Regions from separate parts of the Homo sapiens genome. Here region 1 is linked to region 2. A link is a loop called in an ENCODE intact Hi-C map of the cell type or tissue named here. Cell type or tissue: PC-3. All regions are shown on one strand. Links, peaks and the distances in the headings refer to the core of each region. The heading gives the core; the rest is flanking DNA.

What was found. Hi-C counts contacts between places; a loop is a spot of excess contacts. Peaks named below come from ENCODE experiments on the same cell type or tissue, not always from the same donor. Only the 100,000 strongest peaks of a DNase experiment are listed, where the experiment ranks them.
Region 1: it touches region 2 in a loop (3-fold over the local background); 4 of 110 quality-filtered maps call a loop at or near these places.

What each region holds. Positions count from the first base shown.
Region 1 is chr1:112,586,957-112,602,336 of GRCh38, forward strand. It overlaps ST7L (suppression of tumorigenicity 7 like), which reads right to left. Exons shown (of 15, transcript NM_017744.5): 4 at 13,838-13,892; 5 at 11,015-11,130; 6 at 4,569-4,647. Among named protein-coding and RNA genes, the nearest start is that of ST7L, 24 kb to the right of the region's middle. In PC-3, for the core only: no CTCF peak of the experiment used is centred there; no DNase peak of the experiment used is centred there.
Region 2 is chr1:112,534,376-112,549,755 of GRCh38, forward strand. ST7L (suppression of tumorigenicity 7 like) reads right to left here. Exons shown (of 15, transcript NM_017744.5): 14 at 7,576-7,715. Among named protein-coding and RNA genes, the nearest start is that of WNT2B, 33 kb to the left of the region's middle. In PC-3, for the core only: no CTCF peak of the experiment used is centred there; a DNase peak (open chromatin) is centred at 9,826; H3K4me3 peaks cover 754 bases; H3K27ac peaks cover 1,381 bases.

The sequences.
Region 1 (15,380 bases), core at 7,209-15,208, 55 kb after region 2:
ATCCCAAATCTATTTCTGCCTCTTGACAATGTCCTCTGATGCATAAAATATTTTAACTTTGATAAAGTCCATTTACCTGATTTTTCTTTTGCTGCTTGTACTTTTGGTGTTATAATTTATGAGACCACTGCTAAATTCAAGGTGATGATGATTTGTCCCTATGCTTTCTTCTAAGAGTTCTGTAGTTTTAACTCTTCCATTTAGGTCCTTGATTGATTTTTAAATTAATTGGGATATATGGTATGAGGTAAGGGACCACCTTTATGCTTTTATGTATGTGGCTATTCAGTTCTTCCACCATCATTGTTGAAAAGACTATTCTTTCCTCCACTGAATGGTTTTGACGCCCTTGTCAAAAATCATGGCCAGGCGTGGTGGCTCACACCTGTAATCTCAGCACTTTGGGAGGCTGAGGTGGGTGGATCACCTGATGTCAGGAGTTCAAGACCAGCCTGGCCAACATGGTGAAACCTTGTCTCTACTCTAAAAATACAAAATTAGCCGGGTATGGTGGCACGTGCCTGTATTCCCAGCTACTTGGGAGGCTGAGGCAGAAGAATCACTTGAACCCAGGAGGTGGAGGTTGCAGTGAGCCGAGATCGTGCCATTGCACTCCAGCCTGGGCAAAAAGAGTGAAACTCTGTCTCAGAACAAAACAAAACAAAACCATCAACTGACCATAGATAATATGGGTTTATTTCTGGAATCTCAATTTGAATCCATTGATCTAGGTGTCTATCCTTGTAATTTAACTACTGTAGCTTTGCGGTAAGTTTTTAAATTGTGTAGTGTGAGTCTTCTAATTTTGTGCTTCTATTTCAAGATTGTTTTGGTATTCAGGGTCTCTTGCAGTTCTGTATGAATTATAGGATCGCCTTGTCCATTTCTGCAGAAATGATAATTAAAATTTTTATAGGGATTGCACTGAATCCGTAGATCAATTTAGGGAGTACTGACATTCTAACAATAATGTCTCCCAATCCATGAACATGGGATGTCTTTTGATTTATTTATTTAACTTATGCTTTATAGTTTTCAGCATCCAAGTCTTGCACCTCCTTGATTAAATTTATTCCTAAGTATTTAAATCTTTCTGATGCTTTTGTAAATGGAATTGTTTTCTTAATTTCCTTTTCAGATTGTTCATTGCTAGGATATAGACATACAACTGATTTTCATATGTTGATTTTGTTTCTCACAATTTTGTAAACTTTCATTAGCTCTAATAGTTTCTTTGTGGATTAAGACTTTCTACAAATAAGATCATGCCATCTGTGAATGGAGATAGTTTTATTTCTTCCTTTCCAATTTAGATGCCATGTAAAATTTTTCTTGACTAAACTGCACTGACTAGAACCTCCAGTATGCCATGTAACACAGAAGTACAAGTGCAGACATCCTGCCTTTTTTCTGATGGTGGAGGGAAACCTTTCAATCTTTCATCAGTAAGTACGTATTTAGCTGTAGATTTTTCAGACGTTCTTGAGGAAGTTTCCTTCCATTCCTAGTTTTTTAATGTTTTCATCATAAAATGGTGTTAGATTTTGTCAGATCTTTTTCTTCATCAACTGAGATGGTCATGTAGTTCTTGTCTTTTGGTCTACTAATGTGGAGTATTACATTAATTGATTTCCATATATTTATCATGATGGGGAACTCTGTCAAATGTTTTTTCTACATCAGTTGAGATAATCATGTGGTTTCTTTCTTCATTCTATTAATGTAGTGTACTACATTGACTGATTTTCGTATGTTGAACCATTCTTGCATCCATGAATAAATGCCACTTGGTCAGGGTGTATAACATTTTTAATATGCTGCTGTATTTGGAGTGCTCTTTTGTTTTCAGCTATTATTTCTTCAAGTATTCTTTCTGCCCTTTTCTCTCTCTTCTTTGGGACTCCTATAATGCATACATTGATATGCGTGATAGCATCCTACAGTTCTCTCAGACTCTGGTCATATTTCTTTACTCCTTAATTTTTTCCTGCTTCTTGAATTGGGTAATCTCAATTGACTTAAATGAAACTCACTGGTTCTTGCTTCTGTCTGCTCAAATCTGCTTGCTGCTGAACCCCTATGGTAAATTTTTCATTTTAGTTATGCTTTTCAATTCTGGAATTTCTATTTAGTTCCTTTTAATTATTTCTTCCTCTTTACTGATATTCTGTAATGGTGAGATATCATTATCATGGGTTCCTTTACTTCCTTCATCATATTTAAAACAGTTGATTTAAACTTTGTGTCTATTAAGTCCAAAGTCTAGGCTTCACAGGGGCAGTTTCTATTAATTTCTTTTCTTTTTATTTATTTTTTGAGACAGGGTCTCTTTATGTTACCTAGGCTGGTCTCAAACTCCTGAGCTCAAGTGATCCTTCTGCCTTGGCCTCCCAAAGTGCTGGGACTACAGGTATAAGCTACCACACCCAACCTGATTTCTTTTCTTTCCTATGTATGGGACATGTTTTCTTGTTTCTTTGCATGCCTTGTAATTTTTTGTTGAAAACTGGAAATTTTAAATATTATATTCTGGCAACTCTAGAGACATAATTTTCTCTACTCCCTAGGATTTGTTGTTGCTGCTTTTGCAGTTGTTTGTTTAGTGACTTTTCTGAACCAATTTTATAAAATCTATATTATCTGTCATGTGTGACCAGTGATGTGTGTGCTATTTTAGCCTCGTGGTCAGTTGGTGATTTGATAGAGGTTTCCTTAAACACCTGGGAACAAAACCAAACAAAACACAAAAAGCAAAAGTATTTGCAGATGGGCTCTGTGTGGGTGCTAGGGCACACCTTCAACATTCAGCCAAACAGTTTACAACTCTGCCTTAGCCTTCTCCTCCTACTTGTACAGAACATGAAGGTTAGGCAGACTTGACAGCTTAGGACTTTCTCAAGTCTTTTCTGAGCATATGCCCAGCTCTGGCTGTGTGTGGGGCCTTGATTCCCAGAAACATGTGGGAGCTTTTTAGAGCCTTTATTCCTCAAAGTGTCTAATTCCCGAGACTTTGCTCACAAGCTTTCTGGTTTGTCTATTGTTTGTCCTTCCTGTTATCCCTTGCCCCAGGCAGCAGCAGCTAATGCATTTGCCTTTAAATGTTTTTAACAAATGACCCAGAGTGTAGTTATGTCAATTCTGGGAGAGTTTTGAAATTGAAAACTCTCTTCTTTCAGTAAGCTGAAATAAAGCAAGCCCTTTGAGCTAGTCCTTCAGAAAGCCAACAGACAGGTCAAAACAAACGACCACAGTTCTTTGAAAATAAGGTCCATTCCACTTCCTCTGGTACTAGAAACCTATACCTGGAATGTACTCTGTTGTCTTCAAGACTGCCACTGAGCTAGGGAGTGAGGGATGGGGCCAGGATAAATAAAGCACTACAAAGCTTTCTTAGAGAGATTTAGGTGTTTTTCCCCTTGATTAAGCATTCACTAGGTTACTGTAAACTTTTCATTAGTTTCCAGAGTTTTAATAAAGTTGATCCTGCCAGTTTCTGCCAGTTTATTATTTTGGCATTCTTTACTCTGCCATTTTTGCTCCACCGTGGGAAGGTCTTCTTAATAAGGATAGCGTATATACTTGGGGGAGAAGGTTCAGGGAACAACTCTAAATTTACATTATTCAGGAAGCATTCCTTGATAAACCCCAACTGGAACCATATTTTCACTCTTGGTATTTATTTAGTCTGCATTAGATTAGTATTTATTGATCTGTTCCTTGTAAATAGTAAGTTGCCTTGTGATTTTACATTTTGCCTTTTCAAAATATAAAGTTCAAACAAAGAACTATAAAAAAATGCTGCTAACATGGAAAAAAATAAACTTGACAGAGCTATGTTTTACTTATTTTTAATCCCCTTCTCATGCCTTCAAGTCCATTAGCAACTAAAGTACTCAAGATTGAATGCTTTAAGTGAATGTTTTAAACGAAAAAATTAAAACAGGTGCATAAATACATTTGTATTTTAGTACCCTTTTTTTTTTTTTTTTTTTGAGACAGAGTCTTGCTCTGTCGCCCAAGCTGGAGTGCAGTGGCATGATCTTGGCTCACTACAAACTCCACCTCCCGGGTTCATGCCATTCTCCTGCCTCAGCCTCCTGAGTAGCTGGGACTACAGGCGCTCGCCCCCATGCCCGGCTAATTTTTTGTATTGTTTAGTAGAGACGGGGTTTCACCGTGTTAGCCAGGGTGGTCTCGATCTCCTGACCTCATGATCCGCCTGCCTCGGCCTCCCAAAGTGCTGGGATTACAGGTGTGAGCCACCACACCCGGCCTAGTATGTTAGTACCCTTTTAACTATAAAGTATTATCACCATTCTCCATGAGCATTCTCCATTTTGAAAAGTATTTCTAGCATAATTTCTATTCAAAAGCATATATAGATTTACAATTTCAGAAGCAAAATACAGATGTTGGCAAACACTGAAAATTTTATTAAATATCTATAACATGCAAAAAGGAAATGACTAATGACTCCAAGTGTCTTAGGAACAGACAAAGGAGACATAAAAATCATTTGCCTTGGTTTCCTTCAAAATAAATTTATTTTCCATATATTTCAAACTTACTCATTGTTTAATTCTAAAGCTTGATAGGCTGCTTTGATTCGAGCTGGAGGATTTCTTTCCCTCCAAGCCTTCTGCATAACTGTAGAAAAAAATTCCATAAAATAGATGAGATGGTAAAAAAATAATCTGCAAAATTATGAAGAATAAGGTAGTGGAGTAAGCAAAGCTTTAAATAATATATTCTTAAACATACAAAACAAGAAACTAGGTTATTAGTTCACATTATCTATTATGAGAAATTTACATTAAATTTGTAAGCTTCACATAAAATAAAAATATATTCTTTCTCTGATTTATTTTAACAATATACAGGGTACCTAAACAAGTTAATTATATCATTATTATGTATGAACATTTATATATCTAAATGCTTGTTAACATTGAGTTTAAGTGACATCACATTATAATCAATATGAAATATTACAGTTCTACTTTTATCATTCTGAAAAGGTTTTATGGAACTGCTAAAAATAAAAATATACAAAAACTTAAAAACAAAGTCTTTGTCTAATGAATGATTCACTCTACGAAGAATGTACGGGCTTGCGTTTTGTGTAAAAGGGCAAAAAAAAAAAAGGAATTAATTTAGAATATAGTACCTCTAGAAAATGTCAGCCTCTATCAGGATTCAACAAAGGCCTGAGTTAGGATTTCTTTGGAATATTAATTTTGCTACCAATTTACTGTACCAAAATGAAGACTTCACAGTAAGTAAAGTTTTCTTTAATTAAATAAACAAATAAAGTAGACTCAGAAGACAAACTGGCCCATTTCAAGTTTGATAAGAAAAATAGAGAACCTATGAGTGTTGCTTTTGGAACAAAACCTGCAACTGTCCAGGAAGAATAATGTGAAAAATGTTTGAATTTTCCTTTGGAAACAAAATATTAGTCTCAGCTTAGAAAAGGAGTCAATATATTCCACTTGTGTAACAAAAATACATTTCTCATATCAAACATGTCACCAGCTAGCTGCCACCTAACGCTTCCTGAACTTGACAAACTGATGAAAGTCAGCACCCATCTGATACTGGCCAGGTAAAGAACATCATTCTGCTGCAACACTAAATATTACATTAAAATAATGCATAATACTAGACTTGTAATTTTTGATGATAGGCTGTCTTCTATGAGTTATATGATATTTACAGGTCAAATTTTAACACTGAATCTTTATTAACATTTTAAATTGTTATTTGGTACTCTAGTATATTAAATACATACCCTAATTTATCTAACAAATTCCCTTTTGATGGACAATTAAGTCATACTAAGTTTTTTGCTAATACAAAACATTGTGATAACAATCTTTCAGTATGTGTTTTCATATCTAATTAAATATTTCCTTTCTAGAAGTAGAACAGCTGACTAAAATATGTATATTTTAAAAGATTCTGGATCTGTAACAAGTTTGGGGAGTTAGGAGAAAAAAAAAGACTCCAGATATACACCCCCCAAATTCCACAATAAGACTGTATTAATTTATACTTTTTCAGGCAGTGTAACACAGTATAATCAGTCTTTGCTAATTTAACACCTTAACACAGTATTATCAATCTTTGCTAATTTAACATCTGAAACTTATTTTCATTTGTGTTTTTTTAAATTTCTAGTGAGGTCATCTAATTCACCTTTAAATATTTTATCTTATTCTTTTGTTTTCAAATGCTCTACCTAGCCTTTCAAGAGTATTCTTCACAACCAAAGCAGTCCTAAGCCTAAGCAGAAAGGAGAAATAAAGTTGATGGGGGAAAAATGTATATATTTTTTTCTAAAATAAGGCTTAGGAGTAATTTAAAACAAAATGCTGATTTGGTATTCAATTGTCCTCTTTAAGGGCTCTTAATATGCTGAATATAATTAAAACAAGCAATTAGCAATTCACTCAAATTTATCTATTTTTCAAGTTAAATAACATTCTAATAAGCTAACAAGCACAAAACAGATCAGCAGTTATCATAAGGTCAGGGGTCATAAATATGTAAATGCCTACAAATGCCAGGCATTAAACATAAATGAGTGAACTGAAAGCACATTCACTGTCTCAAAGGGAGAGCCACAACTCAGTTCCATCTTATTACTGTCAAGTGTAAATTCAAGTTCAATTTTGCCCTATTTTTCAAACTTCAAAAGGCATAAATTCAGATTTTAATGTAAAATCTCCTGATTTTTAAATGCTGAAGAAAAAAATCCAAAAAACAATGGTGGGCCCTTCTGGATAAGTTTGTTCTCTGCCCTAGATAAATTAATAGAATAAGAACAAAATCTAATTTAGTTATTACTGATGACAGTAAGTCAAGAGAAATTTGCCACATCACAAAAATACACATTTGTATTTCTGAAAATAAAACTACTGATATAAATCATGACCTTTATGTGAGGGTCTGAAAAGATCAATATGGAATCAACAGTCCATTTCTGAAGATCATTCACAGATACACTCTGTCCTCCTTGAGTTCAACCTTTAGCTGGGGTTAGACACACCTCTAGAGAAGTACATAAAACTTTGCAAGGACCAAAATGGAATACATGGTTTTAAGAAAATCAACTTCTAAAGCTTCAACTTTATCACTCTTTCCTATAACTGATCTACCAAAGAATGTTTCTCTGGTTTCCCTATCCTACCTAACCACAATTCCTATACCTGCTCACTGCAAAGATATGTTCCTTTCTCTTATTTTACAGAAAAAAAAAAAAAAAAAAAGGGCTTACTTCTTACCCATCCTGAATCTTACAAGATGTACTGCCCTATAGTGTAAAAATCTCCAGGTGCCAAAGGGACAATTCAAAGTTTGGGTTGGGGGCAACCATGTTTAATCAAGACATCCTATAATAGTATTGCTGCCTTTTATTTATTAAACAGTGAAGCTTGGCATTGGAAAGAAAGTATTCTGGCCGTGTATTCAAGTATATTACAGAATGAAGAAGGGAATGATAACAATTTTTAACAGTTCTATTAGCACCCCTCCCTACTTACTATCAAAGAATGGATTGCTCCTAGGGGAAGGTCCCCTCACATCAAGGCAAAGCAGGCATTAGCAAGGAGTAATAAAGGTAGTGAAGCCTAATTTCGGCCAAGTGGTAAGTTCTAGGCAAAGTTCCAAGACACAGCTATCTTTCTATCTTAGAATCTGAATTCAGAAGACAGATGGTTGTCATGGGGAGGCATGTTAATATGTTTATTTAAATTGAAAAATGAAGTCAGACTGCTCTGTCAGAAAGTAAATATGATTTCGTTGATAGAACTGACAATGAGAACTCACCCAGTCAATTAGATTATATACAGAACCTTCCACAAAGTTTAAAGAGCTAAATATGTAGCTCTAAGGATTTGACAGAAATATAATTAAAGCATGTCATAACACTTAGAACCTTACAGTCAAATGCAATTTAAATTTTTAAAAATTACATTAGAATGTTTTATTGTGGAAAAGGATGGAAGTGTGATACCAGACTCTACAGCATGAAATAATGATAATAAAATTATATAGGAATGCAAAACAGATATGTGTTCAAGAAGAAAAAAGACAACATTTACTACTGTTAAAGGGCATTTGGTAAGCTGGGCGTGGTCGCTCACGCCTGTAATCCTAGCAATTTGGAAGACCAAGGGGGGGCGGATCACCTGAGGTTGGGGTTCGAGACCATCCTGACCAACATGGAGAAACCCTGTCTCTACTAAAAATACAAAATTAGCCGGGCATAGTGGTGCATGCCTGTAATCCCAGCTACTCAGGAGGCTGAGGCAGGAGAATTGCTTGAACCCAGGAGGTGGAGGTTGTGGTGAGCCGAGATTGCACCATTGCACTCCAGCCTGGGCAACAAAAGCAAAACTTGGTCTCAAAAGAAAAAAAAAAAAAAAAAAAAAAAAAAAGAGCATTTGTTTACGTATTGTTTTGCTTGCTTGGTTGTTTTTTTAGATATAGGGTCTTTGTCCCTCAGGCTGCAGTGCAGCAGTGCCATCATAGCTCACTGCAGCCCCAACCTTCTAGGCTCAAGAGATCCACCCACCTCAGCCTCTCAAGTAGCTGGGACTACAGGCATGTACCACCACATCTGATGAATTTTAAACTTTTTTTGTAGGGATGGGGTCTTACTGTGTTGCCCAGGCTGACAAACTCCTAGACTCATGGGATGCTCCTACCTTGGCCTCTCAAAGTGCTGGGATTACAGGCATAAGCCACTGTCCTTGGCCTATTTATGTATTTTTCAATGGATTGTAGTGGGTATTAAATCATTTGATTTCATAACATAGATTGAAATATAGGGTATACTATTATTTTTAAATGTCTGTATTTTGCAATATGTCAAAAATTACATTCTCTATGATTATTTAACCTTATGATGTCAACTTAAAAATGTGTGAAGGGACATATTCTTTTTCAAAATTCTTTTGGGAGATATTCAAATAAAAATGTTTTAATACCACAACTTCAGTAGATAGCCATGATTGCTATTTTAAAAGCCTGCTGACGTTTGCAATTCAGTGTCACTCTGTGAGAGGGGCTGTGAGAGAAAGGGTGGTGAGACCTAACTTCCAGAGTCACTCAACCCTTAAAGTTAACATACAGTACTGATACTGTGCTGCTGTTATTTCCCCAACACCTATCCTTTTGCCATTAATATAAACATTAAGCATATAAACATAAATCTATTTTTTTTACTCCTTTATTGCAATTAAACCATTTTATGTAATCATACCAAAGATTCATGGGTTTCCTATCATCCACTCTTAACCTATTTAATCTAGCAAAGATAAATCACTATGAACTCATTTTAATGCAGGAAACTGGCTATTTTTCAGACCCTTCAGTGATTTTGTGGTGGGTAGAAGCAGTAATAGTGTAGTGGTTAACAGCCAGTCTTGAGTTTGAAACATGGTTTTATCAATATTAGCTGTGTGACTCAAGGCATATTACTTGATCCCCCTTTGCTTCGGTTTCTTTATTGTTAAAATGGGGCTGATAATACCACCTATCTCATCAAGTGACTGGGAAGATTAAATTTCTATAAATTGCTCAGAACAGTGCCTGGCACATAGTAAGCCTAGGCAAGTATTAGCTATTATTAGTGAAATTGCTTAGACATCTGTGACATCTAGGCCATTCATTCATTCATACTTTTTTTTTTTTGAGATGCAGTCTCACTCTGTCGCCTAGGCTAGAGTGCAATGGCCCAATCTCAGCTCACGGCAAACTCCACCTCCGGGATTCAAGTGATTCTCCCACCTCAGCCTCCCGAGTAGCTGGGATTACAGGCACCCACCATCATGCCCAGCTAATTTTTATATTTTTGTAGAGACGGGGTTTTACCATGTTGACCAGGCTGGTCTCGAACTCCTGACCTCTGGTGATCCATCCACCTCGGCCTCCCAAAGTGCTGGGATTACAGGCGTGAGCCACCGCGCCCAGCCCATTCATACTTTCCTCAAAGAATAAATATTAATATTTACATTATGCCAGGCAATGTGCTGGATAATAGAGATTCAAAGATGAAGAGAATATAGTCCCTGCTGTCCAAAAGTTTATACCCTAGTAGCAAAGACAAACATGAAAGCAATATAATAACATTAACAAATAAATGTTTGTGGCTGAATAAATTAACTAAAGTTACTTCATAGAGGTTTAGACAAAGTAGTATAGAACTGCAGAAAACAAAATGTTTAATTCTATGACAAGGAATCCCAGAGAGGGCTTTCTAGAAAATGTGACTTTCAATTTGGATAATGAAGGATAAAAAGTAACTCATCAGATAGATAAGGAGGGTGAGTGCATTCAAAGTAGAAGAAAAATTGTGATAAAGATCCCAGACCAGGGCACAGTGGCTCATGCCTATAATCCTAATGCTTTGTAATGAGTTTGAGGTTACTTGGAGCTATGATTGCACCACTGCACTCCAGCCTGGACAACAGAGTGAAATCAATCAATCAATCAGCCCTGTCTTTAAACCATAAAATTAAGAGTCTCAATACTCTCTTCTATAGATAAGCACTTAGAGAAAACTAAACACAGAAATTTCTATGATCTTCTACCACTTTATATGTATCTCTAACTCACGACTAAAACAAAATAGACTCCAGTTTTCTGTACATGCCATTCTCCAATGTTTATACATTGACCTGTTCTTCTATTTTATGTATAATTGCAGGTGTTCATTTCCCAGACAGAAATGGGGTACACTGTTTTCTGGAAAAGTAGTTGCTATATTTGATCTGAAAGGTTTTTGAAGTAGTAAAAGAAATATGAAATATTTTAAATTCTTTATAAGGAAAAGCAGTGTATCAACCTAGCTTATAGTCATAATTTAATCTGAGTTTGTTATCAATAATATAAACAACTCCAAGCCAAATAACTAAATAACTCTGTATATTATAATAAATAACTCTAAAGAACTTTTAAGATGATCTTCATGATCACTGTTTATACTATGAACAGATATGATACATACCTGTGTCTGAAGGACGTAAAAAATCTGTGTCACAGGTGAAAAAGGTCTGATGGTCCTGAGCTGACAGGTTCATGTCATAGTATGTAAGTGGCTCTTTACCAGTCACCCAAGTGTATCTTTACCAAAACACAACAAAATATTTAAATTGAACATGAGAGAGCATCTATCTGCTATAACAGACACTACTTAAATTCAAAAATGTACTGCTACACATTTGGATGTTTTAAAATCTTACAATCAGTAAAACAAAAGATAACCTCACAAACTACTTAAAGTATGATAATAAAACATCAAAGACCAAATAGAAAAATAATATTCAATAAACAACTGCTTCTGAAAATTGAATTGGGCCGGGTGCCGTGGCTCATGCCTGTAATCTCAGCACTTTGGGAGGCTGAGGCTGGTGAATGACTTGAGACCTGCAGTTTGAGACCAGCCTGGGCAACATAGTGAGCCAGTGAGCCCTGTCTTTACCAGAAAAAAAAAAAAAAAAATTCAGCCAGGTGCAGTGGCTTGCACCCGTAATCCCAGCTACTGGGGAGGCTGAAGCTGAAGGATCACTTGAGCCCAAGAGCTCAAGACTAGCTTGAGCAATATAGCGAGATCTTATCTCTATTTTTTAACTAAAAAAAAAAAAGACTCAGTAAAACGAAAATTAAGGATTGGGAATTGAGACACAAAATGAAGCCTGGAATGGAGCTAACATATGAAATGTATACCCAAAAGTTATACTTTAACATTAAGAGAAAATAATCATTCAAAAGAAGCATAAGGATTCCTGATACTAATAAATTTATCCTAGGCCAGGCACAGTGGCTCACGCACGCCTTAATCCTTGGCACTTTGGGAGGCTGAGGCAGGAGGATCACTTGGGGTTTGAGGAGTTTGAGACCAGCCTGGCCAATATAGTAAAACCCTGTCTCTCCTAAAAATACAAAAATTAGCCGCATGTGGTAGCGGCCGCCTGTGATCCCAGCTACTTGGGAGGCTGAGGCAGAAGAATCACTTGAACCCAGGAGGAGGAGATTGCAGTGAACCAAGATCATACAACTGCACTCCAGCCTGGATGACAGAGAGAGACTCAGCCTCAAAAAAAAAAAAAAATATATATATATATATATATATATATATATATATATATGTGGATGTGTGTGTATACACACACACACACACACACACACACACACACACTTCTTTTCAAGATCTTCAGGAAATGGATACTGCATAATACAACAAATAGCCTCAAACTTTGATTAAACACAGTAAGAGATACAAGGACCTGTTTCTTACAGGTATCCCTTAACACAGGCTAATGGCATCTTTCATAAAAGCCTGGCTTTCACTTCACAGAATGTCACTATCTTACACTATCATGTCTTTAAGCATAGGAGTTATTGCTTAGTCATTTTTGTATCTCCATCATTTTGCACAGTGCCTGTACATGGTACAAACATAATGTTTCTTATTCAATAAGTTAAATAACATGCCCCATTCTACTTCTGGGTAAAACGCAGCACTCCTCAAAATAAAAGTAAAGTATCTTTGCTCATAAGTTTCAAAAGATGTTTTCTCATTTAGAGTTAAAAACCAGAAGAGAAATGGACACAGTAGTGAAAATAGGAAGCGGCAATATGAAGTCAATATATAGTCCCTCTACTGTTGCACAATTTACATTCAGAGTGATATTTTCTAATGCATCCTCAAATTTTGAAATTTAGCACTCATGCACAGGAATATGCTGACACTGGTAATTTTTTCTTAATGTCACAAATTCTTTGAAAAAGGCTTTTTATAAACCAGGGGCCTAATACATACTTAAATGTATACAATGTATACTTATACGTATCACAAATACTTATATGTATTATAAACCAGGGGCCTAATATATACTTATACGTATCACAAACATATAGTTTGATGTAATGTTTCTTATGATTATCAAATTAAACACAGGCTATGTGTGGTGGCTCATGCTTGTAATTCCAGTGATTTGGAAGGCCAAGGCAGGAGTATTACTTGGGCCCAGAAGTTTGGGACCAACCTTGGCAACATAGCAAGACCCCTGTCTACCAAAAATTTTTTTTTTTGAGATGGAGTTTTGCTCTTGTCGCCTGGGCTGGAGTGCAATGGCGTCATCTCAGCTCACTGCAACCGTTGCCTCCTGGGTTCAAGTGATTCTCCTGCCTCAGCCTCCCAAGTAGCTGGGATTACAGGTGTCTTCCTCCACGTCCAGCTAATTTTTGTTTTAGTAGAGACGGGGTTTCACCATGTTGGCCAGGCTGGTCTTGAACTCCTGACTTCAAGTGATCCGCCCACCTTGGCCTCCCAAAGTGCTGGGATTACAGGCATGAGCCACTGCACCTGGCCTCTACCAAAAATTTAAAAAAATTAGCTGGATGTGGTCTCTGCCTATGGAGTAGCGATTCTTTTATTCCTTTCCTTTCTTAATAAACTGGCTTTCACTTAAAAAAAAAAATTAGCTGGATGTGGTGGCATGTGCCTATAGTCCCAGCTACTTGGGAGGCTGAGGCAGGAGAATTCCTTGAGCCCAGGAGCTCAAGGCTGCAGCTAGCTATGATCGTGCTACTGCACTCCAGCCTGAGTGACAGGGCAAGACTCTATCTCTAAAAAATTTTAATTAAAAAAAAAAAGTAAACACAGTGAAGATGCTGCCAAATAAACTGTGGACTAATCATTTTACTTTATCATAGACCAGTATCTTCTACTAGAAGAGCTGCGATATATTTATAAAGACAAATGATTTTGTAAATACCTTTACTCTAAAACCAATGCCCTACTTATACTGAAAGCAAAATGTAATACCTCCTATATTCTGCTCCTCTGAAAAGATTTAGAGGGTTTCTCCATACCTTACATTCTGAAAAACAAGGGAGAAAAAGGGGGAAAAAGAGACACTTTAAAATCTTCATTTAACCAATATCTATTGTCTACCCACTGTAGGCTAATCACAGTGCTAGCCACAGATGGTACAAAGATGAATAAAGCATGCTTTCAAAAAACAGAATTAAATCTAGTCATTTCCTTATTTCTGTCTCCATAGTATTTGGTTCATAATTCAGTTATAGCACTTACCATATTACAATGTGATTATCTGCTTGGTTTTGTTTCCCCTTTAAAATATGAAGTTTTAAAACTTCGCTCATTTTTCTATTCCTAGAACCAAGCACAGCATCTAGAACTGACTTGCTTAACTGAATTAAATATAGTATGAGAGTAGTCATGTAAATGGCCTGAACTCTGTAATAACAGACATGTTTTGTTCTTTTTGTTTTGAGACAGAGTCTCGCTCTGTCACCCAGGCTGGAGTACAGTGGCGCAATCTCAGCTCACTGCAAGCTCCATCTCCCGGGTTCACGCCATTCTCCAGCCTCAGCCTCCCGAGTAGCTGAGACGACAGGCGCCTGCCACCACACCCGGCTAATTTTTTGTATTTTTAGTAGAGACAGGGTTTCACCATGTTAGTCAGGATGGTCTCAATCTCCTGACCTCGTGATCCGCCTGCCTTGGCCTCCCAAAATGCTGGGATTACAGGTGTGAGCCACCGCGCCTGGCCAGACACGTTTTGTTCTAAGAGAAAAAAAAAGAAGTGATTAAATTTGTTCTGGGAAAATCAGGGAAGGCTTTAGAAAGGTGGTGATATTTGAACTGATGTTGAATCACTGTAAAAAATGAGAGTAAGCTTGCAAAATGACGAACATCTGCAGCAGAGGAAGTGTCATAAAACCATACAGCATGGTTAGGCTAGAGTACAGGGTAAGGAGTGTGAGGGAGAAGTGTAAATGGGGTTAGAAAATAGACTGGAAGAGGCCGGGCATGGTAGCTCACGTCTGTAATCCCAGCACTTTGGGAGGCCAAGGTGGGCAGATCACCTAAGGTCAGTAGTTCAAGACCAGCCTAGCCAACATAATAAAACTCCATCTCTACTAAAAATACAAAATTAGCTGGGCATGGTGGTGCGTGCCTGTAATCCCAGGTACTCAGGAGGCTGAGAGTGAGACAGAAGAATTGCTTAAACCTGGGAGGCGGAGGTTGCAGTGGATGGAGATCGCACCATTGCATTCCAGCCTGGGCGACAAGAGCAAAACTCCATCCAAAAAAAAAAAAAAAAAAAAGAAAAGAAAAGAAAATAGACTGTAAGAAATTGATGAAGGACCGTTATGTACTACAGTAAAGAGTTTAGATATTATCCTTGGTCATCAAAGGTTTATAAGCAGAAAAATAACAAATATCAAATCTTTGTTTAGATCAGCAGTTCTCAAAGTATGATTCATGGAACTGCAAAGTAACAATTCTTCAAAATAAATTCTAAGACATTATTTGCCTTTTTAAATGTGTTTACTTGAAC
Region 2 (15,380 bases), core at 4,831-12,830:
CTTAACTTTGATGACTCAAACTTTACATCTATAATGTTCCCATGGTTTCGGTAAGTCTATGTTCCAATGGCTCCAGTAAGAATAAATGAGGATATAAGTATAATCTCTTTTAAAAAATGAAGCACTAACTGAAGTCTGAGTTACTCTTGGTTTAGAATTGTAATATATTATGTAGTCTCACTAATTTAGTTCATTTGATTGGTAGGGGAAGGGAGCCAAACTCCACCAAGATAAAAGCTAAAAACTATTCCTCAATATTATAATTTTCTTCTGTACCCCATGATTCTCCCAATTTAGAGGACTATGCTGGGTCTGCAAGATAGAGATGTTTTCTAAAACAAAGATCAGTGTTTCCTATTGTGAATTATAATATCACTAGGAGAATGGGTTTCGAATGAGTGATTTATATCACTATCTAAGCACAGCTCTTCTAAAAACTGCTAAGCACTCCATGTGTCCCAAGCGCTAATGATTAAGCAATAAATATATCAGTAGCAGTTAGTGACATGATGTCCTAAATTTTAGCAATGAGATTTTCACTTTGAGGGGGAAAAAAGATGATTAAACATATGTGAAACAAATTCTGGGAGAGCTTCTGTGAACCTCATACTTGACAGGCACATGTTAATGGGAAAAAAGGATACTTTCTACCAACTTTAAAACTGAATTAAACCCTGGGGAAGGGATATACACATGCGTTAAACGGTATATTGTTGGCTGGGCGCAGTGGCTCACACCTGTAATCCCAGCACTTTGGGAGGCCCAGGTGGGTGGATCACTTGAGTTCAGGAGTTCAAGACTAGCCTGGCCAACATGGTGAAACCCTGTCTCTACCAAAAATACAAAAATTAGCCAGGCATGGTGGTACATATTGTAGTCCCAACTACTTGGGAGGCTGAGGTGGGCATATGGTTTGAGCCAGGAAGGTGGAGATTGCAGTGAGCCCAGATGGTGCCACTGCACTCCATCCTGGGCAACAGAGGCAGACTCTGTCTCCAAATAATAATACTAATAATAATAAGAAGAAGAAGAAGAAGAAGAAGAAGATGAAGAAGAAGAAGTACATTGACATGGCTGGGCACGGTGGCTCAAGCCTGTAATCCCAGCATTTTGGTAGGCCGGTGTGGACAGATTGCTTGAGCTCAGGAGTTGGAGACCAGCCTGGGCAACAAAGTGAGACCCCATCTCTATAACAAATTTTTAAAAATTAGCCTAGCATGGAGGCACATACTTGTAGTCCCAGCTACTCGGGAGGCTGAGGTGGGAGGATCACTTGAGCCCAGGTTGCAGTGAGCCGAGATGGCACCACTGCACTCCTGCCTGGGTGAGAGAGTGAGACTCTGTCTCAAAAAAAAAAAAAAGTACATTTTCCTAACTTTTATTATTTTCTTTCCCCCTTAGAAGAGCTCAGTGCTTAGAAAATCTGGATGAATAATAATACCAGCAATTTCACAAATTTCTTAGTTTGGTTCTTTTTGAAGCAGAAAAACAAGGATGAAACATGAGAAATACCCTTCTAGGAGGTAGAGAACGTCTTTTCTCTTGATCCAAAATCCCAGTTAGTAAAGAAAATTAAAATTGAATATGCGAGACTGCCCAAATAAAGACTTTAGATGCACCAACAATGGAACAAATATGTAAACATTTAAAAATTTTGACCTGTCACACAATAGGTTTATTTTATTATCTGTATTATCTCTGGGAAACAACTCAGATTTATAACTGTGGAAATAGCATGGTTATAGAATATTTTACAGAAATGTAAGTTTAGTTACATTTCAAAATGTTTTTAAAACTGTATCAGTTCTTACGAACTAAAAAAGTCTCATAGCTTTGAAAGTAATCCATTTTCAAACAAAGTGAAGAAATTTATTTTAATCATTAATTTAATTTCTGAATGTGGCCCTAGGAATTTAATAAAGAAGTATACAACTATCATGTCACAGGTTATAATAATGGAAAACTCAGAACCTTTAAAAAAACATATATTTTTCAATTGGTATACATTAATATATAGTTATAATTGTTTATTAACTCCCCCGGTTCTGAAGATCAATCTTTTCCCTGAAAAAAATGGTAAGAATAGTGGACAAATCTTCCCAAAAGTTTTGTTCACTTTTCAGTAAAAGACACTTGGCATTTATATCTGCTTATTCTTTTAAAAATGTAATTTGGGAAGAAAAATTTTAATTATTTTTGAGAAGGGACTAAAGAAACCCCAGTGAGACATTCTGTAGAGAGGTTCTTTGTTAGTGTAACATCTGACCTTCTATATCTTTGGAAATCATGCAACTTGGCTAATGTAGTCCTTAAAGAATTAATCAAGCAGATTGTAAGGCCCTAGTTACAGTGGAGCCAGCCAATTATGAGTTGCTCAGAAATTCATCATTGGCATGTCCAACCACATTTTCCCACATAAAGATTAGTAGAAATATGTGGAAACAAAGCCCATTCCCACCGCAGCACAGCTACAATATGCGTTCAGTAAAACAAACTTCAACAAAGTTTTGCTGTACTAAAACAGACAATTTATTTGGGAATCTCTGATTCCTACCTTTACCTGTAACACCCTTTTCTGCCAAAATTGCAAAGACTACCCTGTTTAGTTAAAACCCAACTAGGGACTTTTTTTTTTTTTGAGATGGAGTCTCACTCTGTTACCCAGGCTGGAGTGCAGCGACGCGATCTCGGCTCACTGCAACTTCCGCCTTCTAGGTTCAAGCAGTTCTCCTGCCTCAGCCTCCCAAGTAGCTGGGATTACAGGCAAGTACCACCACGCCCAGCTAATTTTTTTTGTATTTTTAGTAGAGACGGGGTTTCACCATGTTGGCCAGGCTGGTCTCTAACTCCTGACCTCAAGTGATCCGCAGGCCTCAGCCTTCCAAAGTGCTGAGATTACAGGCGTGAGCCACCATGACTGGCCCCAATTAGAGACTTTAATATTTAAACACACTTCTGAATTCAAAACACTAAAGTCACATACCACAAGTCTGAGTTTGTCAGTAAGTTAGTGAAACCCCCAAGACCATCTTTAAGTCTTTTCACTGTTGTGATAATACCTTCCCAAGCCTTGCTAAGAAGAACACTTTTCTTGCAAGAGAAATTAAAGGGGCCAGAGTAGAAGATTGGTTCTCTAAGGAGAGGGCAGTGCTGTTGTTAAATAAAGAAGCTCCTTTCAGATAAGCAGAATCAGATTCCAGTTCAGTTGGTTTGCTGGCTACCCTTACTTTGAACTCTCATATTTAATCCAGCAGGCTTCAAAGCAGGTGAGAAAATGACCTACCACTTAAAAGCAATTTTTCCTTTTTCAGGAATTCTGGCCTTAGAGAATATCAGCTCTGATATAAGCACATTCCACATCTCCAGGGATTTATGCAACACTTTTTCATTGCTCTGTGTCTAATGTCAGACTAGGTTTTCATCTCAGCCAGGAGAAAAATCAGGGGAAAAAAGTCCTAACTTGCTAAAAATGAAGTCTATTCCACATAGCCGTATACCATGCAAAAGAAGAGGCACTAAAACCATTAGCCATTCTAGTTCATTCCCTTTCATTTCTCTAAATCTGATGTACAGTGAGAATTATTTAAAATCAGTGTCCAGTGCCTGGCCTCACCATAACACAATTTTTTTAACAAATGCATTTTAAGAAATTCAAACTCAATTTGCTCTGGCATGTGAGCTATTATGAAAAGATATTAGATGAGAAAGAGACAATGGTAACAATAAAGAAATTTAGGAAATTTTTAAAAAGTCTGTCTTCTGAAGTAGAACAAGTATGTCTCAAAGATTCTTCACCAATTTCTACTTTATTTGGCCATCAAATATCTGAATTAACTGGAAATGCTAACACAGACAGTTTGCAGCTTACCAACAGGTTCTGTTCTACAAGGTAGTTTGCCAGTGCCTAGAACCTGAAACATTTCTTCACCTTCTACATTCATATACACATAATGTGCCAGAAGCATAGTATTACAGTATTTTTTTTGAGACAGGGTCTTGCTCTGTTGCCCAGGCTGGAGTGCAATAGTGAAATCATGGCTCACTGCAGCCTCCACCTCCCAGGCTCAAGCGATCCTCCCATTTTAGCCCCCTGAATAGCTGGGACCACAGGTGCACACCACCACGCCTGGCTAATTTTTTTGTATATTTGGAAGAGATGGGGTTTCACCATGTTACCCGGGCTGGTCATGAACTCCTGAGCTCAAGTGATCCGCCTGCCTTGGCCTCCCAAAGTGCTGGGATTACAAGCACGAGAGCCATTGCACCTGGCCTACTAATAGTGTTTTAAAAATTATACCCAATCACCATTTATACTACAGTTTCTATGGAAAAATGCATTTTGAGCTGACTGTTAGGACATATCTCCTTTAAACAAGAAGGGGGTAGGGTTTCCCACTATTGCACTTTGGTGATGATGATGACAATAAAGGTAGCAACAACAGCTAACACTCACCTAGTTTTTACTGTGGGTAGACATAGTCCTAACACTTGCATATTTTAAAGTCATTTAACGCTCACCAAAACCCATGAGAGGTAGTATTATTCTCATTTTACAACTAAGGGTAGAAAAGGTTAAGTAACTAACCCGAGGTTGTACAGCATTGTTTCAGGGCTAGAATTCAAAGCAAAGCAGCCTGCCTCCAGAATCTATTTCATAATGACTCTGCAATGCTGCCTCTTTTCCACCTTGACAAGGCAGCACTATCGAGCTGTTCTAAATTCCTCTTATTGGGGGTAGAGTACAGCAAGTTTCTCCAAGCTTTAAATGTATATATAGGATCACCTGGGGATCTTGTTAAAATGTAGATTCTGATTCAGAAGGTCTGGAATGGTGCCTGAAGTTATGCATTTTTCATGAGCTCCTGGGTGATGGTGATGCTCCTACTGCATAGAGCAAACACTGTGAAGTGGTGAAGAAGTGTAATTTAAGCCTTTAGTTCCCTTGCTGTTTGTCTGTCTATAAAGGCATCTACACATTGTGTTTATAAGCTGGAAACTGGCCGGGTGCGGTGGCTCACGCCTGTAGTCCCAGCACTTTGGGAGGCCAAGGTGGGTTGATCACTTGAGGTCAGAAGTTCGAGACCAGCCTGGCCAACATGGCAAAACCCCATCTCTACTAAAAATACAAAAGTTAGCTGGGCGTTGTGGCACGTGCCTGTAGTCCCAGCTATGTGGGAGGCTGAGGCAGGAAAACTGCTTGAACCTAGAAGGCGGAGGTTGCAGTGAGCTGAGATCACGCCATTGCACTCTAGTCTGGGTGACAGAGCGAGACTCTGTTTCAAAAAAAAAAAAAAAAAAGAAAAAGAAAAAGAAAAGAAAGCTGGAAACTGCCCATACCACAGTCATTTCCCATTAACTCTTAAATGGAACCTGCCTTTGGAAATCCTGCACAAATATTGGTTTGCAGGAACTTTCAGTAAATACTTAGCTTTTAGGGTTTTAAAATGTACATGTAAAGGCCACAGGGATAAAAATGTGGCTGTAAAAGTTTACCATTAGGCACATTCTTAACACTATATACCATCACCTATACAGATACCAAAATAAATGCTTGTTTATTATCCATCAACTAGAAAAGCAGTATATCAATAACTTTTGGTCTGAAAAAGAAGCTTCCATTTAAAATATGTAATTATTCATTCTCAGTCTCTACTAGAGGAGTGCTAAGGAACTTATGCTATGTAATCGTAAAGATTCTTCTGGTGCCATTAGTGACTGCCTAGGTAAAGGCAGACACTATAAACATTAATTGTAGCTTGCACCCCATGGAAATATACTACTAACAGTTGGTATAGATCTATTCCAGATTCTAGATCTCCCTCCTTGCTCTATTTCACTTCCTTCCCACTCCACTTGCCTGAGACAAATCCAAGAATCATCTCTCCCATTGCTTGCCTGTGATCTCACATACACAGTTGCACATTTTCTTTCCAGCTATTAAATGGATGGAATTCTCTTTCTAGGCCATTTTTATTCGATGCCAGATTACATAGTAAGGTCATTTCAGTTTGAGATGCACTCACTCAACTATTAGCACTACTGCAAATAACAGTTATGAGTATGATCACTAAGTGTTCATTTTACACTGAAAAGAAATAGAATAGTCAGTTTCCAAACCAAATAGCTATACTCCCTGAACAACAGTGGAAAGTCATTCTTCTTGAAGTTTGACCCAGAATCAAGTGCAGACTCAGACTCCTAGGCCTACAGCCAGTGGCAACTTAACACATTATATGGTTGACCTTCAGGGAAAAAGGGAAACCACTGCTCTTACCACTGGTGCCAGAAAAAAGCCAACTAATCTTTAAGGCACAAAATAAACTATTCTTAAGGCAGAAAAAGAAACTGTGAGGAAACAAGTTAGAATGGAGGCATATAGAGAAAAATACAGAAAATACATTACCAAGTAAGGACTAGTTTTTCCATGGTTCTCAGTGTTTTCATTTTTGGGAATATAATTAATCAGCATTTTCTTTTTGGGTTTTAACTCCTACTACCTGGTAGAAATGCAAAGATGTACAAGAAAGATGCATTTTTAAAAAGGCTTGGAGACTTAAAGGCAATTATCTTTGCTAATTTTACTTTGAGCCAGTGACATTAATAAGTTCATATAGAAAAGTAAATAGTTGCTGGGCATGGCGGCTCATGCCTGTAATCCCAGCACTTTGGGAGGCTGAGGCGGGCAGATCACTTGAGCCCAGGAGTTCAAGACCAGCCTGGGCAACATGGCAAAACCCTGCCTCTACAAAAAATACAAACATTAGCTGGGCATGGTGGCATGTGCCTATAGTCCCAGCTACTCGGGGGGCTGAGGCGGGAGGACTGTTGAACCCAGGAGGCGGAGGCTGCAGTGAGCTGAGATCGTACCACTGCACTCCAGCCTGGGTCACAGCGAGACCTTGTCTCAGAAAAAAAAAAAAAAGTAAATAGTGATGGGATACCCACTCTAGTATCAGTCCTCAAGTGTTAACTGGTTCAGGAAATGGGGAAGTAGTTCAAAACTAAAGGGTAAAAATGAAAATATAGAACTACACATGGTTCTATATCCAAGTCTGGGGAAGTAAGAACAAGCAGACACAATAACTTGGAGAACCTTTGAGACATAGGCACATTCTGTACCTAGGGACAAATGTCCCATCTGTTCCCCCGCCTTATGTACTTATTATCCATCCTAGTTGTGCTCTTGAGTTTAAAGTTCAACAAATCCTGAGAACTAATGATTTCATTTAAATGAAAAAAATCAAAGGGTTTGTTTACAAAATAGGGTATTTTTAAAAATACCAAAGATAGTAACAAATGCTGTTTATCACCAAAAGTGATCTATAAGAGCAAACTTTATAATGTTATATTGTTACAATCTTATATTGTATTCTTTAAACTTTTAAGCAACAGAAGTAGCTCAAATCACCAAAAATTTATGTTTGATGTATTTATGGCAGCAACTATATACAAATCAATTCCTTTAATTTACAACAAATATCTTCCATTGTTCAGCTGGGTTAGCACAGGCAGATCAGAGATGGTTTCTTGTGTGTTTTACAAATAATCTACACAAGTCCTTGAGATCATACTTACAGCTTTAGCAAAAATACCCATGATTTCAGGAAACTGGTGAGTGAGAATGGCTATCATTGCTGTAGAAGAGCAAAATCCTGCTGTGAAATGGATGAACAAAGGAAGCTCCTTTTTTGGGTAAACAGAAACATGATGAAAGGCTGCAATGGAGAATAGGTAAGAATCAATTTTATTTCAGAATAACATGTAAACAAGTCTTAATCTTTTCAAATGAAATCTGTTTTTAAAAATTAAAAAGAAAAAAAATTTAAAAAGGAAAGTCTCTGGCTAAGCAAGGTAGAAGACAGTTATCCATTATTTATCCCAGCATCAACAGCATATCTAAATAGCCAGACAACTGTGCTGGGTGTGGGAACAGGATGGCGTCATGGGAAAGAATATTGATTACAAAATCATGCTGAGGTGATTTTGAAAAAAAGCTTTGTCACTTATTAGCTATGTGATCTTGAATAAGTTGCTAAACCCTCTAGAAGTTGCTATGGAGAGTTGTAATGATGAACATTTTAAGTGCTTAATGTGAGTTGCAGCCACAGGTGGTGGTTCACGTCTGTAATCCCAGCGCTTTGGGGGGCCAAAGAGGAGGATCGCTTAAAGCCAGGCATGCGACACTAACCTAAGCAAAATCGTGCTTAAAAATTTTTAAAAATTTTAAAAATTAGCCCAGCATGGTGGTGTGTGCCTGTAGGTCCAGCTACTCTGGAGGATGAGATGGGAAAATCACTGGAACCCAGGAGTTTGAGGCTGCAGTGAGCTATGATCATTCCACTGCACTCCAGCCTGGGTGACAGACCTGTCTCTAAATAAATAAATAAATAAATAAATAAATAAATAAATAAATACATTTGAGTTGCTACTTTTTTTTTTGAAGAAGAAGAGTCTCGCTCTGTTGCCTAGGCTGGAGTGCAGTGACATGATCTCGGCTCACTGCAACCTCTGCCACCCAGGTTCAAGTGACTCTTGTGCCTTAGCCTCCCAAGTAGCTGGGATTACATGCACAGGCCACTACGCCCAGCTACTTTTTTGTATTTTTAGTAGAGAGGGGTTTTGCCATGTTGGCCAGGCTGGTCTCAAACTCCTGGCCTAAAGTGATCCGTCCACCTCGGCCTCCCAAAGCGCTGGGATTACAGGTATAAGCCACCACACCTGGCATTGAGTTGTTATTAATTATTGTTCTTTGGGAGCTCAAAGACTAGTATGGAGAAAGAGGCAGACATGTCATTGGTGATTTCCTAGGACCATCAGTTAATAATTTTACCCAGTTATTAATGTGTTTATATATGTGGCATTTCATTAGGCACTGTAAAACTAAAGTAGGTAAGACGGGAGCAGTGGCTCACGCCTGTAATCCCAGCACCTTGGGAGGCTAAGTCGGGTGGATCACGAGGTCAGGAGATCGAGACCATCCTGGCCAACATGGTGAAACCCCGTCTCTACTAAAAATATAAAAATTAGGTGGGCGTGGTGACACGCGCCTATAGTCCCAGCTACTCAGGAAGGCTGAGCAGGAAAATCGCTTGAACCCGGGAGGCGGAGGGTGCAGTGAGCTGGGATTGTGCCACTGCACTCCAGCCTGGCAACAGAGCAAGACTCTGTCTCAAAAATAAATATGTAAATTAATTAATAAATAAAGTAGGTAGGCCAGGTGTGGTTGCTCATGTCTGTAATCCCAGCACTTTGGGAGGCCGAGGCAGGTGAATCATTTGAGTTCAGGGGTTTGAGATCAGCTTGGCCAACATAGTGAAACCCCATCTCTACTAAAAATAGAAAGATTAGCCAGGCATGGTGACGTGCACCTATAGTCACAGCTACTTGGGAGGCTGAGGCAGGAGGATCGCTAGAACCTGAGAGGCAGAGGTTGCAGTGAGCCAAGATCATGCCACTGCACTCTAGCCTGGGCAACAGAGTGAGACTCTATCTCAAAAAAAAAAAAAAAAAAAAAAACCTAAACTAGCAAACTGAAGGCCTAGGATTCTGACCATAAATAAAGTCCCTTGTCTTATTTTACCATATTTACATATTTACTCAGCTATTATTTTTCTAGTGATTGGATATTTCGTTATCAATTATACTCAAGTATTTATATTTTATTTGAAATTTGAAAATACTTGAATAACAATACTGAGATGAGCCTATTAGAGTACTTAACATGCAGTAGGTGCTCAATAAATGTCTGCTAAACTGAGAGCTATTCTGGGACTTCATTAGGCCAGGAAGTTGACCGCTTAGGGCTGGATACTAACCCAGGAATTTCTGATGTAATATCCTGCATTAGTAAGGGATGACTAATTTTGTGCTGAACCAAGGTCAGCTATAAATTTCACTTTTAAAACATAATGATTCACAGAGATTACACCTAAGCTTCCTTCAACAGCTATATTTTAATTTTTATTTTACTATATTCAGAAAGTATATACCAAAACACAAACCCATTAAAAATCCAGAAAATGTCCAGAACCTTGAGCCATGATTAAAGTAAAAGCACATCAAAATGGAAGTTTTAAAAGTTAGAAACATTAGAAACTGTAGAGAACATTGTGCTTTCAGCACCCAAAGAACCAGTCAGCAATCCCCTTTGCCCTGTCCCTCAGCCATGAGAGGCCAACTTCTTCTTCTTCCCAACTTCAAATCAAGAGAAACAAACCCTGCTATTCAAGAAGGTGGGAAACACATACAAGACAGCAAAGTTAGTAATATTACCTAACCTATATAGCATTTTATGGTTTATAAAGAACTTTAATTTATATTAGCTCATTTAATTCTTTTCAGTAACCCTAAGAGATAGTAGTATTCTCACTTTATAAGGTAGAAAACTGCATAGCTTTAGTGAGGAAATTTCCTAAAATATGAGATTTTTATACTGTAAGAGAGACCTAATTATTTCTTCCTGGATTGCTTTCTGTAGATTCATTTGTCAGTCAATGTTTGGCTAATACATCAAAATAATGGATGACTATTACAGAAACACTCCCTTGGAACGAAAGTTCAAATTTCATCACTGGCTTGTAGAGAAAAATTTATCAGAAGGCATAAAAGACGACTAAATAGCTATGTGAACTAGGGGAATAGTTCAACTCTGAACTTATGAGGTCCATAAGCAAATTCCAGAATGCGGTAAGTCATATCAAAGTTGAAGGAAAATTAAAAACAAAAAACATTAAGTACTCCTGGGTATTAAAACTCCTTATTGTTAACAATTTGTTCATTCTTCCACAGTCAGAGACAGAAAAAAATACTCTAAGAACATAAAATATAATCAAACAAAACCCCCCAGCATATTCCCCCTCTCCTACCTTCTGGAGTTTGCACCAAGTTAGAATAAAGGCTTGCCAAGAATAAACTGTCTGGTCTTATAGCTTACAGCTTTGACAACATAATAACCCTGATTTTATTCATATTACTATGTAAAATTGGCCTTATATTAGACAACCTTTGCAATAATTTACAAAGGAGGGCATTATTTTAGGCTAAATGTATTAGCTTAATATAATATACTCTTGCATATTGATGTTCCATAATTTAAGGTCCATTCTTTTGCCTTAAATATATTTGTTCCTGTTAAAATGGAAAGACAACAAGAACTACCACCACCACCTCTTTAGAAAGGAAAATAAAATTTCTCTCATTAATGACATCTTAATTGCTAAAGTCAATGGATTCTTCTTAGTATTTACCTTACCTATTATCTTGGATATTACTCCTCACTTGGAAATTTCTTCTTCCTTTTAGTTCTAGCATATTTAGTTTTAGTTCTTGTCCTGTCTCTCTGACAACCTCTTCACTGAATCTTCAACTGTCATTCTGCCACTCATTGCTTAGACATTTCTGTGCATCCATGGTTCCACCCTCAGTTCAATTCTCACTGTATACAGTTTTCCTTAGTGATTTCATTTATGCCTACGACTTCTTTTGCTACCTAGAAAATAATGACTCCCAATTCTGTTTTTTGAGATGTACAGAGGAAGATATATGAGGACCGCTGGCAATTTTATTTACACAACCTAATCCTGTCTTTAGGCTACAGCTGACTGGACAAGGAATAAACACCTGGATAAATCTGATTCTCTCTCCCAGAAGTTTTAGAAGTGGGATTGAGGCTGGGTGCAGTGGCTCACACCTGTATTCCCAACACCTGTTGAGGCAGGCAGATCACTTGAGCTCAGGAGTTCAAGGCCAAGCTGGGCAACATGGTGAAACCTCACCTCTACCAAAAATACAAAAATTAGCCAGGCATGGTGGCACATGCCTGTGGTCCCAACTACTCAGGAGGCAGAGTGGGGAGGATATTTTGAGCCTGAGAAGTCGAAGCTGCAGTGAGCCGTGACTGCACCACTGCATTCCAGCCTGAGTGACAGTGAAATCCTAACTCAAAAAAAAAAAAAAAAAAAAGAGAGAAAAGAAAAAGTGGGATTGAGATATTATTCATTCTGTATTGTCTGCCTGAACTCATGACATGTAAATAGAGGGCTGTAGGGGCCTCAAGTTTGGCCACATGGTTGTCTATGAAGGGAAAGCCAAACTGTAAAGAGAAAGATGTAAGAATGAAGTGGATACACTGAGAGAAACAGAAACGACAGAACACAGAAGGAGAAAATGGGGCTGGGGATGAAGGAAAGGAAAGTAAGAATAGGAAAGACTGAAAAAAGCAGCCAGGGACAGAGAGATATACAAATAACTGATTCCTGGAAATCCTAATGGCTTTCTAGTCCCCAGTTCTAGTCCCTTATGAAGTCCAAATATAATTGTTGCTATTGAGTTCTCTGATAACCCAGTGTTCTTCCAACAAATTACTATTTATATTTAAGCTAGTTTGAAGTTGCTCTCTATTACTTATGCCTACAACATTCACTAATTATAAATATTATATGTATACTTCATAATATACATTATATACATAACTTAAAAATATATCTATACCTATATATTATTTAGAGAGAGGAAAATATAGACTTGTATGTATATGTGTTAAGTAGATTATACAAGAAAATATTTAAGCATATAAATCTCTATATATGTACATATATATATACACATATACAGGTATGTATGTATATATGGATGAGATGTTACACAGGCAACATAGTCAAAGCTTGAACTTATTTATTTCCCTAACCCCTATTCCCAAATTGGCTCCTCCTGATATAGGATAGATTTACCATTCTCCAAGTCACCGAAGTCAGAAAATTGAGAATCATTCTTGACCTCCTAGATAGCTAGGCCCTCCCTTCTAGAGCTTTCTTTCTTTCTTTTTTTTTTTTTTTTTGAGACAGAGTCTTGCTTTGTCACCCAGGCTGGAGTGCAGTGGCACGATCTCGGCTCACTGCAACCTCCACCTCCTGGGTTCAAGCAATTCTCCTACCTCAGCCTCCTGAGTAGCTGGGATTACAGGCGCAAGCCACCACACCTGGCTAACTTTTGTATTTTTAGTAGAGATGGGGTTTTGCCATGTTGGCCAGGCTGGTCTTGAACTCCTGACCTCAAGTGATCCGCCCAGCTCAGCCTCCCAAAGTTCTGGGATTACAGGCGTGAGCCCCATGTCTGGCCCTTCTCAAGCTTTCTTATAATGTATTCCATACATGTAGCACTTAACACATTGTCTGTCATCTTTGTCATCTTTTTTTTTTTTTTTTTTTTTTTTTTGGAGACAGAGTCTTACTCTGTTGCCCAGGCTGGAGTGCAGTCTCAGCTCACTGCAACCTCCGCCTCCCAGGTTCAAGCGATTCTCCTGCCTCAGCCTTCCAAGTAGCTGAGATTACTGGCATGTGCCACCATGCCGGGCTAATTTTTTGTAGTTTTAGTAGAAATGGGGTTTCTCCATGTTGGCCAGGCTGGTCTCGGACTCCTGACCTCAGGTGATCCGCTCGCTTCAGCCTCCCAAAGTGCTGGGATTACAAACGTGAGCCATCGTTCCTGGCCTGTCCATCATCTTTTTATCAACCTTGTTAGCAGCCTAGGAGTTCAGAATAGGGTGAGAGGGAGAAGGCACTAATATTTAGCATTTTAGTTAAGTACTTACAATGTGCCAGCCATGTTTATAAGAATAAATTAATGAATTTGATTAATTCAACCAATATTTATTGAATACCAATTTTTATGGTAACCATTATAAGAGATACAGGAACAATGGCCAGGTGTAGTGGCTCACACTTGTAATCCTAGCACTTTGGGAGGCCAAGGCGGGTGGATCACTTGAGGCCAGGGGTTCAAGACCAGCCTGGCCACCATGGTGAAACCCTGTCTGTACTAAAAATACAAAAAAAATTAGCTGGGCGTGATGGTGGGTGCCTGTAATCCCAGCTACTCTGGAGGTTGAGGCAGGAGAATCACTTGAACCTGGGAAGCAGAGGTTGCAGTGAGCCGAGATCAGACCATTGCACTCCAGTCAGGGCAACAAGGACGGAAACTCCATCTCAAAAAACAAAAAAAGAAGAGAATCCTGGCCTTCAAGGAGTTTACAATCTAAAAGGGGAGATTAAGAAGTACACAAAGCACTTTGAGAATTCAGAGTAGGAAGAGATCACTTAGCAGATAAAGGAAAATAAAAAACATTAGGAGAAAAACACCAGCATACTCAATTTGCCATAATCTCTCCTAAATTTTCATTTATCAGTTTAAACTTATCAACTAGTTAAGTTTGATAGTTGTAAACCTGCAATTTTCCTTCCTAGACTTCAGTTTTAATGGCTCAGTATTGTAAAAACTGTAGCACAGGTTTATATCACATAAGAAAACATGGTCCTAGTGTTTATAGCCTTCGGCATGGTTGCTTCTCAGCTAAATCATAAAAAGAGAAGTTAAACAGAAATTTACTAGTTTACAGAGGAAAGAACAGATGATAAGGCAGCTGAGACACAAAGTGTAGACTGTTCTTTTGAGAAGTCTGGCTTCCTAAAGGCAGGAACTAGACTGAAACACTACCAGCAATCATAATCCTACATATTTCCGGTTCTCCTTCTAGTTCTTTGACTGCTCTTTTTCAATTCGTTCTTCTTCATAAAGATTGTTTGGGTCCTTTGCCTTTCCATATACATTTTAGAATAAGCTTGTTACTTTGTGTGTGTGTGTGTGTGTGTGTGTGTGAAAAATCCCTCCTGGGATTTTGATAGCGATTGTATTGAATCTATAGATCAATTTGGAGAGAATCGTCATCTAAATAATATTGGGGCCAGCCATGGTGGTTCACGCCTGTAGGCCCAGCACTTTAGGAGGCTGAGGCAGGTGGATTGCTTGACCCCAGGAGTTTGCAACCAGCCTGGGCAACATGGCGAAACCCTGTTTCTACCAAAAATACAAAAATTAGCCGGGCATGGTGGCATGCACCTGTAATCTCAGCTACTCAGGAGGCTGAGGCACAAGAATCGCCTGAACCCAGGAGGCGGAGGTTGTAGTGAGCTGAGATTGCGCCACTGCACTCCAGCCTGGGTGAGAGTGAGAATTGGTCTCAAATAAATAAATAAGTAAATAAAATTGGGTCTTCCAATCCATCAACATGGAATGTCTCTCCATTTATTTAGTTTTTCTTTAATTTCTCTCAGCTATATTTTAGTGTACATGTCTTAAATTTCTTTCGTTAAATTTATTCCTAAGTAGTTTTTGTTGCTACTATGATTGCTATTGTTTTCTAAATTCAATTTTCAGATTGTTCATTACTAGTATATAGATATATAATTAATTTTAGTATATTGATCTTATATTCTACAACCCTGTTGAACTCATTTATTAGTTCTAAGAGTATTTTTATGGATTTCTTAGGATTTCCTACATAGAAGATCATGTCACCTTTGAATAAAGAGAGTTTTACTTCCTCC